3 separate regions of the Homo sapiens genome follow, and regions 1 and 2 are each linked to region 3. The links are chromatin contacts, found by Hi-C or POLR2A ChIA-PET in ENCODE. All regions are on one chromosome and are shown on one strand. Each heading gives the region's core, a stretch centred on a gene start or an enhancer-like site at or near the end of the contact. The rest is flanking DNA. Distances are from core to core; before and after follow the strand shown. Region 1 holds the start of GBP5 (guanylate binding protein 5). Region 2 has its middle 25 kb from the start of LRRC8C-DT. Region 3 holds the start of DIPK1A (divergent protein kinase domain 1A).

Region 1 (4,049 bases), core at 520-3,019, 3.7 Mb after region 3:
ATGGCTGGCACTGAAAGGATTCTCTGCAGTTTCTAGGAAACATGCAGTTTCAAAGAAGTCAGGTCAAATACATCCAGCCTATCTACACTAGGTAACAGTTGGGCAATTCCCTTTGTCATCTGGCTTAGTCACTGAATTTCCTTTTTGGTTTCTATTTCCTACAGAGAACTTTCAAAAATCCCCCTTTCTGTTATTCCATATTTTGTATTCAAATTGTCTCCTTTTTCGAGCAGGGAAAATGGGGTGGGAAGAACAAAAACCCCAGGACTGAGTGAAGAAAATAAATGAGAAATCACCACAGTGAAAGTAAAAGACGAGAGTTCGAACTCAGCAAGTTCTCATCGAAGCAGCTTTCTTTTTTCTTTTCTTTTCTTTTTTTTTTTTTTTTTGAGACAGAGTCTCGCTCTGTCACCCAGGCTGAAGTGCAGTGGTGCAGTCTCGGCTCACTGCAAGCTCCGCCTCCCAGGTTCAAGCCATTCTCCTGCCTCAGCCTCCCGAGTAGCTGGGACCACAGGCGCCCGCCACCATGCCCAGGTAATTTTTTGTATATTTTTAGTAGAGACGGGGTTTCATCGTGTTAGCCAGGATGGTCTAGATCTCCTGACCTCGTCATCCACCCGCCTCGGCCACCCAACATGCTGGGATTACAGGCGTGAGCCACCGTGCCCAGTCCCTCATGGAAGCAGTTTTCTTACTAGCTCTAAAATACCTCTTCTCCCGATTTTATAATCAAGGTAATGAGAGGTGACGGCGTGCTGGCAGCCCTTGCAGCCCTCCCTCGCTCTCGGTGCCTCCTCTGCCTGGGCACCCACTCTGGCGGCACTTGAGGAGCCCTTCAGCCCTCCGCTGCACTGTGGGAGCCCCTTCCTGGGCTGGCCGAGGCCGGAGCTGGCTCCCTCAGCTTGCTGGGAGGTGTGGAGGGAGAGGCAGGGGTGGGAACTGGGGCTGCGCCCGGTGCTTGAGGGCCAGCGCGAGTTCTGGGTGGGCTTGGGCTCTGAGGGACCTGCACTCGGAGCGGCCCCAGGCAGTGAGGGGCTTAGCACCTGGGCCAGCAGCTGCTGTGCTCCACTTCTTGCAGGGCCTTAGCTGCCTCCCGGTGGGGCAGGGCTGGGGACCTGCAGCCTGCCATGCCTGAGCCTCCTCCCCTCTCCCGCTCCCCACCTCACCCCGCCATGGGTTCCTGTGCTGCCTGAGCCTCCCCAACCTGTGCTGACCCCTGCTCCACAGCACCCTGTCCCATCCATGGCCCAAGGACCGAGGAGTGCCAGTGCATGGAGCAGGACTGGCAGGCAGCTCCACCTGCCGCCCGGTGCAAGATCCACTGGGTGAAGCCAGCTGGGCTCTTGAGTCTAGTGGGAACTTGGAGAATCTTTATGTCTAGCTAAGGGATTGTAAATACACCAATCAGCACTCTGTATCTATTTAATCTGGTGGGGACTTGGAGAATCTTTATGTCTAGCTAAGGGATTGTAAATGCACCAATCAGCACTCTGTATCTACCTCAAGGTTTGTAAATGCACCAATCAGCACTCTGTATCTAGCTCAAGGTTTGTAAATAGGCCAATCCACACTCTGTATCTAGCTAATCTAGTGGGGACATGAAGAACTTTTGTGTCCAGCTCAGGGATTGTAAACACACCAATCAGCACCCTGTCAAAACAGACCAATCAGCTCTCTGTAAAATGGACCAATCGGCTCTCTGTAAAATGGACCCATCAGCAGGATGTGGGTGGGGCCAGATAAGAGAAGTAGCCAGCAGTGGCAACCCACTGAGGTCACCCTCCAGGCTGTGGAACCTTTGTTCTTTCACTCTTTGCAATAAATCTTGCTGCTGCTCACTCTTTGGGTCCACACTGCCTTTATGAGCTGTAACACTCACTGGGAATGTCTGCAGCTTCACTCCTGAAGCCAGCGAGACCACGAACCCACCAGGAGGAACAAACAACTCCAGACGCGCAGCCTTAAGAGCTGTAACACTCACCGCGAAGGTCTGCAGCTTCACTCCTGAGCCAGCCAGACCACGAACCCACCAGAAGGAAGAAACTCCAAACACATCCGAACATCAGAAGGAGCAAACTCCTGACACGCCACCTTTAAGAACCGTGACACTCAACGCTAGGGTCCGCGGCTTCATTCTTGAAGTCAGTGAGACCAAGAACCCACCAATTCCGGACACGGTAAGACTGGGGCAAGAGGTGGAAGAGATTTGCAAGATTCATTTGGTTTTAGAAACATTCTACAAAGGATAGGATGCAGCTTATCCTGATGTGGTATATCAGACCTCAGTAAAGAATAAATTGTATTCTTATCAGACAGGCAGCAGAATTCATCAAGTACCAGCTGTGTCTGCCTCTTGCTGAATTAGACATCAATGTGTGTGGTGACTAAACTAAGAGTTTGAAATGCCTTCAAATTATTTTTCTTCCTTTGCAATTTTATGACTTATTCAGGATCATAATTTCCACTTAAGTTACCTTCGTCCTTCATAAAATCTGATTAAACTGACTCGAACTTCAGCATGAAAGTTTCAAAAACTATGATAGCTATTATTTTCATGAGAAAGAACAATGAATATGATGCAATGTAAGTAGCTTGCAAACATTAAGGACAAGAAAAAAATGTTGCCCAGAGAGAAGTTTCATGAAAACAGTGATGTATTTTTAGTCATAGTCTTGTACTTTGTTTGAAAGTAGATTTCTTCCTTTAGCAATAGCCCTGACTTAATTCATGTTGGTTTCTTGGCATCTACTCACTTAACTAACCCCTTTTGTGTTGGGTTCTGCTTCTACTACTCTATTGCCTTTACTATTATGAATCACCTAATTTAACAGTTGCCCAACTGGATCCCTCAATACTGTCTGGCAACTGTTCACTCGTTGAAATTCTCTCCTTTGAATTTCTTACCATGACACATACTTCAAGCATTTTGTACTAGTTTGATTTCCATTTATATCCTTAATAAGAGCCTTTTCCTTTTCCTTGAAATTCAAACCAGAAACTATGCAAAATAAGCAAAAGCAAGCAATAACAACTACATATACAAATGCAGGCGCAAAACCCAAACTAGAATCATATGGCTGAAAACAGATGTTTTCTTTCAGAAATCCTTCCACTACCACTTCTGAGCATTTTCTCTTAGTATTTTTTTTTGGGCATTTTCCTTCTTTGCACTTTTTAAAATCTCCTGCAGCTCGCTCACTCTCTTTCATAAGCCAGCAGTTATACTGATGTTAATAAATAGTTGTTTATTTACTTTTGCTTTTTTAGAAAACAAGCTGAAAGAATTGAGTGAAATGCCAGAGAGATACAGATAGCCAGTTGTAGGGCTGGGGTTGGAAATCAAGTCTAATTTAAGGCAAGGGCAAAATGTGCATTTTGTGTGTGTATTTTGAACCATTCTTGCATTGTTTTTATTTGCAAAGGTTATAGGGCTCAAGCAGTTAGGGAGAATGCATCCCAGAACACTAAGTTATGAATAACAGAGCAACAGTTATGTTTGTGGCTTGAACACATTAAATCTGCAATAATGTTTTAGAAATTTGGCTTTACTAAAAGCATTAAAGATGCTATCCAGATGACATTGGGGACAACATGTCAAATACTATTATTAATGTAGATATACAATGCTATTGTCATTCATAAGAGAGTCTGAACACTCAGACACATTCATTCCCTCTTCCTTAGTGACATCATCCCAAATCATAAGATCTTGTAAGCTCTCAATATCTGCTTATAGATTTGGCTTATGTATCTTTTGTTTTTCTAGCTAATTGTTGTAGATCATCACTTCAAGGTGCCCATATCTTTCTAGTGGAAAAATTATTCTGGCCTCCGCTGCATACAAATCAGGCAACCAGAATTCTACATATATAAGGTACTAATACTACATTGAAAATAGATTAGAATGAGAAGAGACCTGCCATTTGAGTCTCTAAATTTGTTGCAAAATTGCCTCTTTCTGGGTCAGGCTTGCACTAGGCATTTCCTGACTCCCATGTCCTAGTGCTACACCATTTGCAAATGGATATCCTATTTTCTGCTGCCAAGCA
Region 2 (3,661 bases), core at 450-2,949, 3.4 Mb after region 3:
GGGTGGAAGGGGACTGGTGCCTAGTGAAGCCCCACCCTCAAACCAGGGAGGACTCGAAGCCTGAGGGCCAGGCTGCCAGTTCCAAGGACCGGAGGGAGGACTTGTAGTGCTTTTTCTGGGCCAGCCCATGGCCACCCATGGACCAATCAGCACACACTTCCTCCCCTCTGAGGCCCATAAAAACCCTGGATTCAGCCAGACTCCGGCAGAGGACAGAGAGAGGATAGAGAGAGGACGGGGAAATGGTGGGATGACCCGCTACAGAGAGGAACTACCCACCTCAGTGTCTCCCGTCTGCTGAGAGCTGAGAAGACAATGGGATGACCAGCTGCAGAGAGGAACTACCCTCTCTGCTGACAGCTAGACACTCATCAGGATGACCTGCCTAGCAGAGAGGAGCTACCCTCTCTGATGAGAGCTGAACACTGGCTGAGATACCCACTGCAGGTCTCCTCTGAGCTGTTCTATCGCTCAAAAAAGCTCCTCTTTGTCTTGCTCACCCTCCACTTGTCTGTGCACCTCATTCTTCCTGGTCGCAGGTCAAGAACTCAGGGCCTGCCCAATGGCGAAGCTAAAAGATCTATAACCCCAACAGGGCTGAAACATGCCCCTTGCTCGCCACGTTGTGGGTGAAAAGGAGAGAAGAGCTGTGACCCTTCGGGAAGCCCAGACCTGGGAGCTCCTAGAGCCAGGGCTTTGACTCCCTCTTTGGGGCTCTGCAGTTCCTGATGTTTCCAAGTTTCTGGGTGCCACTACATTCCCTGGTGCCAGCCAAGGAAGCTGCTCGTGGTGCACCTGGTCCAGCTGCAGCCTCACAGAGAACCAGTGCCTGTGCTGGCACGTGGAGCTGCCCGCCCTGTGGTAGCAGCCGGCATGTCTGACTGCGCAGTGGCCAGACCCCATGCTCGCTTACACATCCCTTGCCACTCCACGCCTGACTCGCAGTCTCCCTTAGGGGCATGGGATCCAGACCGGTATCGTGAGCTGAGTGCAGCCTGCCAGGCTGAGTGGGTGGAACAAGCCTAGCGGGCCGAGCAAAACTCAGACAAAGGCACCACCAGCCACAGAGGTTTCCGGCCAGAAAAGTGACACCCCAAAGATCCCGTAACACTACCTCTTCAGATACATTGGCAATAGACCAGGACACGTTTTTAAAATTTTTCTTAATTTCTTATTTTTTCCTGACCCATCACCAACAGAAAGGTCACATTTTAAACATTCACAGAGACCAGGTCTAAGGTGAGTACACAGTGATGACAAAGTTTTGTTGGGAAAGGCAGACGTTCTGCACCTGATGCTACCTTAGTCCCTGCAAAGAGTCCTCACTTCCGTGACTAAGTGGAAATCAGCTACAATTACTTAAGCACGTCACTAAGGTTTTTGTAAATAAAAATTTCTGAATAAGAAAATTTGATACATTCTTCAGTTCTGGTGTTGTTACTAACGGTCTTAGTCAGTTTGAGCTGTGATAACAAGTATCCTAGACTGGGTGGCTTAAGCAACAGACACTTTGTTTCTCACAGTTCCAGAGGCTAGGAAGTCCAAGATCAAGGTGTTGGCAGATTCAGTTCTTGGTGGGGGCCCTCTTCCTGGCTTGTAGGCGGCTGAGTTTTTGCTGTGTCCTCACATGACACACACAGACAAAGAGCGAGCTGTTAGTCACTTCTTGTAAGGATACTAATTCTAACACGGGGCTCCACCCTCGTGACCTCATCTAAACCTAACTACCCCTCAAAACCCCACCTCCTAATACCATCACATTGTGGGTTAGAGATTCAATGTATAAATTCTAGGGGAAGACACAAACATTCAGCCCATAACACTAACAATCACCAAGGAACTCATATGTACAGAGTTTAGAAGTTAGCAAAGGAAATTCACGTAAATCACCTTATCTGAACCTCACAGTTGTTATCTGTGAGATAGCTATTTTTATTTTCCCTGTTTTGCAGATGAAGAAGCTAAGTTGAGAAGCATTCAGTGATTTCCCCAGGGTCATCTGACTAGTCAGTGGCAATGGTAGAGTGCAAAATCAGGTTTTCTGATTCCAAATCCCGTGTTCATTCAGCTGCATCAGGAATCAGGCCATTCCGCTCCTAGTATTAGCAGCAATAACAAAACAGGAACAGCAGCTGATGTGTATTTGGTGCTGTACCATGTGCCAGTCTCTTTAAAAATATTATCTCTCAGGGTAGATGCTAGCATTCTATTTTACATCCCCGAGAAAACTTAAAATTATCAGGGTTAAATAACTTTCCAAGATCACACAGCCAGTATATCCACAAAGCAAGTATTTGAACCAGGTTTGGCTGAGTCTAGAGACGATGTTCTTAATATGCCACTTTGCTAGAGTGGCCTTTGAAGTGCTCTTTGAAAGACAGTTTGTAAGATGAAAATATTCTTTTAGATATATTTATTGAGATTTTAGTCAGAAATGGATTTCTTGCCCATTAAAAGCACTAGTGCCCTACAAAGTGCTCTATTGAAAGTCCTATTTTTCAGGCACAACAGATGGAGGACAGATGTTTCTTTATGCTCTGAAAGGTCCACTTTATGTAGCTGACTATAATAAGATTGTATCTGGTTCCGAATGTTTCAGAGAAATGGTATCAGGCAGATCATTGTAAATGAAAGCCAAATCAAAGGCATTATTGCACAGATTTGATAGAAAAAAAAAAGCCAAAACAACAGGATGTTATTCAATGGTATGGGCGGAAACTTTTTCAGAGTTCATTCTGAACCACACAGACATTTTCAGATGTGTTCCACCCTAAGATTCAGCCTAGTGTCAGAGAAGTGCATGTATGCTTGATTGAGACTTGTGTGATGGGGTGAGGTGGTGGGGGCCTGGGGGTTGGGTGCCATAGGTGTGGGTAATGCAATACTGAACTTTATTTCAGTGTGATTTGGAATAACATGGAAAGCCTGGAGAATGAGTGGAAACTTTGCTGTGACTTAAGTAGACTTCGGATAAACAGGAACTTTCTATGAGTTCAGAAAACTTAGATGCCTGAGTGTATTTGAATACTCATTTGGGACAAATGATTAGACCTCTAAGATAATAGTTCCCAGCTTTTTGTGTGTATTGGAATCATGACTGCAACACCTGAGAAGGATTTTCAGGCCCAATACACAAGTACGCTCATGTTTTGACCAAGCTGACTTCCAGGTTAGAAAGTCCATTTGTATTCTACAGAGAATCATAGCATCTCAGAGCCTAAAAGTGGCCTTAGAGTCACTTAGCCCAACTATCCTCATTTACTGAAGAGGAAACTGAGGCCCCATGAGGGCTAGTGATATTCTGCCATCAAACTTAACACAGTTGGGAGGGGAATACCCTGAAGATCTAAAGGACACTAGTTCAAGGTAGTGTATGCAGATGTGGTTGAGTTTTCACATACTGTTTAAGAACACAAACTTTGAAACCAGATCTAGATTCTAAACCAGTTTCCTTTGCTTACTAGCTGTGTGTCTTTTGGCAAATCACTTAACTTCCCCAAGCCTCAGTTCCCCCATCTATAGAATAAATGTCAGTTTTCTTCCTTTAACATCATTGTACCCATGCCCTCAAAGACTGTATCCAAAGTACTACTTCCTTATGCCATTTTCTTACCCACAAGGATTTAACAACTTCTCACTGTTTCAACAATTTGTCCACAAA
Region 3 (3,837 bases), core at 1,047-3,546:
AGAACTTCTCAAAAGAATTGTTTGTATTAGCCACCTCCAGTTTCTCTCCTCTCATTTTTTTCTTAAAACCACTCCAATCAAGTTTTTCCTCTATTGCTCCACTGAAGGGTTATCAATGGCCTCCATGTCACTAAATCCAACAGTCAATTCTCAGTGCTCACTCGCAGAGGAGCACTCCCTCTTCCTAGATCCACAAGCTTCACTCGGCTTCAGGGCACCTCACTCGGGTCTCCCACTTCACTGGCTGCTCCCTTTCAGTCTCCTTGGCTGGCTCACCCACTACCCTGTCTTAAAGCTGCATTGGTCCCCAGAGCTCCATCCTCAGTCGTCTTTTATTTACACTCACTTCCTTGGTGATCTTAGGCAGTCTCATGGCTTTAAACGCCATCTAAATGCTGATATCTCTCATATACCTCTAGCTTGGACCACGCTCCTTAATCCTAGACTCATTCATACATACAACTGCCTAATCAAGATCTCCACTTCAATTTCTAATAGATACCTTAAAATGGAACTTCTCCAAAACTGAACTCCTCTTTTGCCTCAAACTTCCTCTATTTGTAGTCTTCCCCATCTCCCTTGGTGTTTTCCCCATAACCTTTATTAGCATTCTTATCCAATTTGATTTTATTGATTACATTTATTATTTATTGCCCCTCTCTCTCACATCCACAAGCGCAAGGATTTTTGTCTGTTTTGTTTATGTAACCGAAACAACTTGAATGGTGCCTGGGTACTCATAAATCTTTATTAAATGAATGAATGAAACCACTAGGATTCATCCTTATCTTACTCAGAAATTACTGTCTCTTGACCCAAACAAAATCAATGAAAAATTGGTTTATCTGCAAGCAATAAAATAAGACCAAGTAGCTGTAGTTCCAGCTACATGGGAGGATGGCTTCAGCCCAGGAGTTTGAGTCCAGCCTAGGCAACATGGTAAGACCCCTCTCAAAAACAGAAAGAACAACCACCACAACAAAAATCACCTAGGTTTAAAACCTGTGTCTGTGTGTGGGTTGAGGGAAGGGGCAGACATGAAGGTATCTCTTCAGAACAAGGCACCTGAACAAGGCTTATGCAAAAACCAAGTGAGAATGAGTAATGGTTTGCTTCTGGGGAAACCCCTTCTCAGAGCAACAGGCCGGAATGAGCTCTAACGGGCCACCTAAACTTTGTTAGCATCACGCTTAAACGTGGTAGGTGGGGTAAAAAGCAGCCAAAAAAAAAAAAAAAAAAAAAAAAGCTGCTTCTTCCATTACAAGTCACTTGGATCAACAGCTGTTCTCCCACTAGGGTGGCTCTTTTTTCCCTTATTTGGAACTCATTGTCAAAAGAAAGACACCACACCCTGTGTTATGTAGCCTTAACCAAGCAGCAGGCCACGTCCCAGGCTCCCTGCCTTCAGGACTGTATTTAATTCGGTGTTTTTGTTTTTGTTTTCTTTTGAAATCAGTGTTCCTGGACGGGGCCAGGAAAACTCTGAAGCTGTCTTAAAAACAATATAAACCAAAAAAGTCGGAATTTTTTAAAAGTACATTTTTAAAAAAAGTTGTAGGCCGTTAGAGGCGAACTGGAGCGTGGTAAGGGGGGCACCGAGTTCAGCAGTGGGGCGCCCTGTCCGCGTTCGAAGCTGAGCCCAGTCCTGGGGGGATGCCCCGGTCTGCGTCTCCAGCTGCGGCAGACACCCCCTTCCCCCGACCGCCACCAAGGGCGAGGGAGGACGAGCCAGTCCCCAGGGAAGGAGCCCCAAGCTTCCCTTGAATTTCCAAACAACCCGTCCAGACACGTCCTGACTCCAGGAGAAGAGTCCATGGGGAGCGTCGGTGCTGCCGGGGCGGGTGGCGGGACGCGCAGCTGGGCGCAGCGCGGGGAGCCGGAAGCCGGAGCAGACTGCGAGGCCAGCGCGGTCCGGGGGTCGCCGCATCAGCCAGCGAGAAGCACGCCCCAATCCGCGCCGAGCGTGCGACACCCCCGCTGCCGCGGCGCCCCCTCCCGCCTCCGCGCGCCTCCCCTTTAAGCTCCAGGCGCAGTCGATTTGTGTCGGCGGAGGCGAGGTGCGACTCCCCTTTATGGCGGAGTCGGCAGCAGCCTCTCTGACAGCCGCGGCGGCCGGCGGGCGAACAGGGCAGGAGGCTGGGCCTCTGGCCTCTCGCCGCCTTCACTGCAGCCGGGCCGAGGGGAGCGCGGCGCGCGCCGCGGCGGGGGCGGGGGAGTGGGCGGGCCCGGCCGGGCAGGGGGCGGGGAGGCGGGGGGAGGCGGGGAGCCCGGCCGCCAGCGCTCGGGTCCGCCTCTGACTGCAGCGCGGCGGGGCGATGTGTGATTACCATGGCGAGGAGTCTCTGTCCGGGGGCCTGGCTAAGGAAACCCTATTACCTCCAGGTAGGCCGGCGGCCGCCCAGCCACCAGCTGCGGGAGCACCCGGCCGTGTGCCCTGCCGCGCCGCGCAGGACTCGCCCGCTCCCCTCCTCCCTCCCTGGGTCTGTGCCCGCCCGAACCCCGCTGCCCCCTGCCGTCCGGCACCTGGCGGCGCGCCCTCCCCAGCCCCCTCAGCGGCTCTGCCGACGCCCCCCACCGCGGCCCTCGCGGCTCCCGCGCCGCGGCCAGCCGGGCTCCAGGGCCCGAGTCGTCCCGCCCGGGTACGCCCTCGCATCCTGAGAGCCCCGAGACGTGACCTGGGTACGACCCCGCGCTCCGGGCATTGCCCGCAGCCCTGCGCCGCTCCAGGCGGAGCTCGACGGGCCGCCTTCTCCCTGGTGTTTTCGGGGCTTTCCCCCCTCCCCCGTGGGCCCCCGCAGGTCGGTTGCCCTTGACTCAGTGTCTTGGGTCTTAAGTCGGTGGTAGGAAAGGTGGTGTAGCATTCCTCCGTGTCTTAGAAAATTATGACAATTTGTCACACCAGTGTTTCCCCAGGCTCCAAAAAGCAGCGTGTGCCTCGTGCCGAGCCCCTTGGTTGGGTCGTTCCATCACACCCAAGATTTAAATGGGAGGTGGAGACCGATAAGCCTGAACCAGGCGGATGGGTGTTTGCTTTTTAAAGGAAAGGGGCTAGTGGCTGGTCTGTGGATCCCAAATACCCTAGTAATGCAAACGTAATTCTCAGTCATGTCGTGTGTACGGTTCGCGTGTTAATTTTTCATGATTTCCCGTTCCACCCTCTGTTCCGCTGCCAGTCTGTGCCTTGGAACCCTACTACTGCCTAAGTGTACTGTTTGGTCACCAGGGGGACCTAGTAGACACCGCGAGTAGCTGAGCGCAAATCCATCACTCCGATGGAAAAACAACTACAAATCAATGCCTTGCGTGGGTCAGCAGTGTTAGCCAACGCTGCATTCAGAGGACAGTATTCCTTTACCGCTTACATTAAAAGGCCAAGAGGTAGATGATTTGGGGTCAGCTGGTGCTTTTATAAATTATGAAAAAAGTTGAGAAGGTAACCATCATGAGGCAAGTAAATCTTACATTTTTGTTTGAAAATTGTATGTGTAAGTCATTACCCTGAAATGAGTGACGTATTGCAAATTGGAAGCATGATTTGACAACCCATGATATTAAGCGTGTACGAATAAAACTGAGTCTTTGTAGCAAGCACCACCAATAGTAATTGTGCACTTGAGTAACACTGTCACAACCCCTTCTAGAATTCAACCCAGGCCAGGTACCTCTGTGTAATCTTTTATGTGAGTTTAAAAAAAAGCTTACCGGCCAGGCGCGATGGCTCACACGTGTAATCCCGGCACTTGGGAGGCCGAGGCGGGCTGATTCCTTGAGCTCTGGAGTTTGAGACCAGCCTGGGCAACATTGTGAAACCCCGCCTCTACTAAAAATACAAAAAAA

The links. Hi-C counts contacts between places; a loop is a spot of excess contacts on that map. ChIA-PET counts read pairs that join two places held with the same protein, here RNA polymerase II (POLR2A). Pooled maps may share reads with other maps.
Region 1: a map with no recorded cell type shows a loop between it and region 3 (5-fold over the local background). The contact joins the promoter of GBP5 here to the promoter of DIPK1A in region 3. A Hi-C loop is called at or near these places in 1 of 37 single-sample maps with no recorded cell type. POLR2A ChIA-PET finds 5 or more read pairs at or near these places in 1 of 52 experiments (CD4-positive, alpha-beta T cell).
Region 2: a map of CD4-positive, alpha-beta memory T cell shows a loop between it and region 3 (4-fold over the local background). The contact joins the enhancer-like site here to the promoter of DIPK1A in region 3. A Hi-C loop is called at or near these places in 1 of 168 maps with a recorded cell type or tissue (CD4-positive, alpha-beta memory T cell) and 5 of 50 pooled maps. POLR2A ChIA-PET finds 5 or more read pairs at or near these places in 2 of 52 experiments (CD4-positive, alpha-beta T cell and GM12878).

What each region holds. Positions count from the first base shown.
Region 1 is chr1:89,270,580-89,274,628 of GRCh38, reverse strand. GBP5 (guanylate binding protein 5) reads left to right here and starts at 1,769. Exons shown (of 12, transcript NM_052942.5): 1 at 1,769-2,177; 2 at 3,767-3,874. It also overlaps the pseudogene LOC100421401.
Region 2 is chr1:89,606,454-89,610,114 of GRCh38, reverse strand. No RefSeq gene overlaps it. Among named protein-coding and RNA genes, the nearest start is that of LRRC8C-DT, 25 kb to the left of the region's middle. Within about 2 kb of position 1,699, at least 12 of the 41 ENCODE cell types and tissues checked have a DNase peak (open chromatin) inside an H3K27ac peak, as active enhancers do; they include CD4-positive, alpha-beta T cell, where a contact is called at or near this core.
Region 3 is chr1:92,959,921-92,963,757 of GRCh38, reverse strand. DIPK1A (divergent protein kinase domain 1A) reads left to right here and starts at 2,296. Exons shown (of 5, transcript NM_001006605.5): 1 at 2,296-2,382. The coding sequence starts at 2,329. RefSeq lists silencers at 1,936-2,015, 2,176-2,735.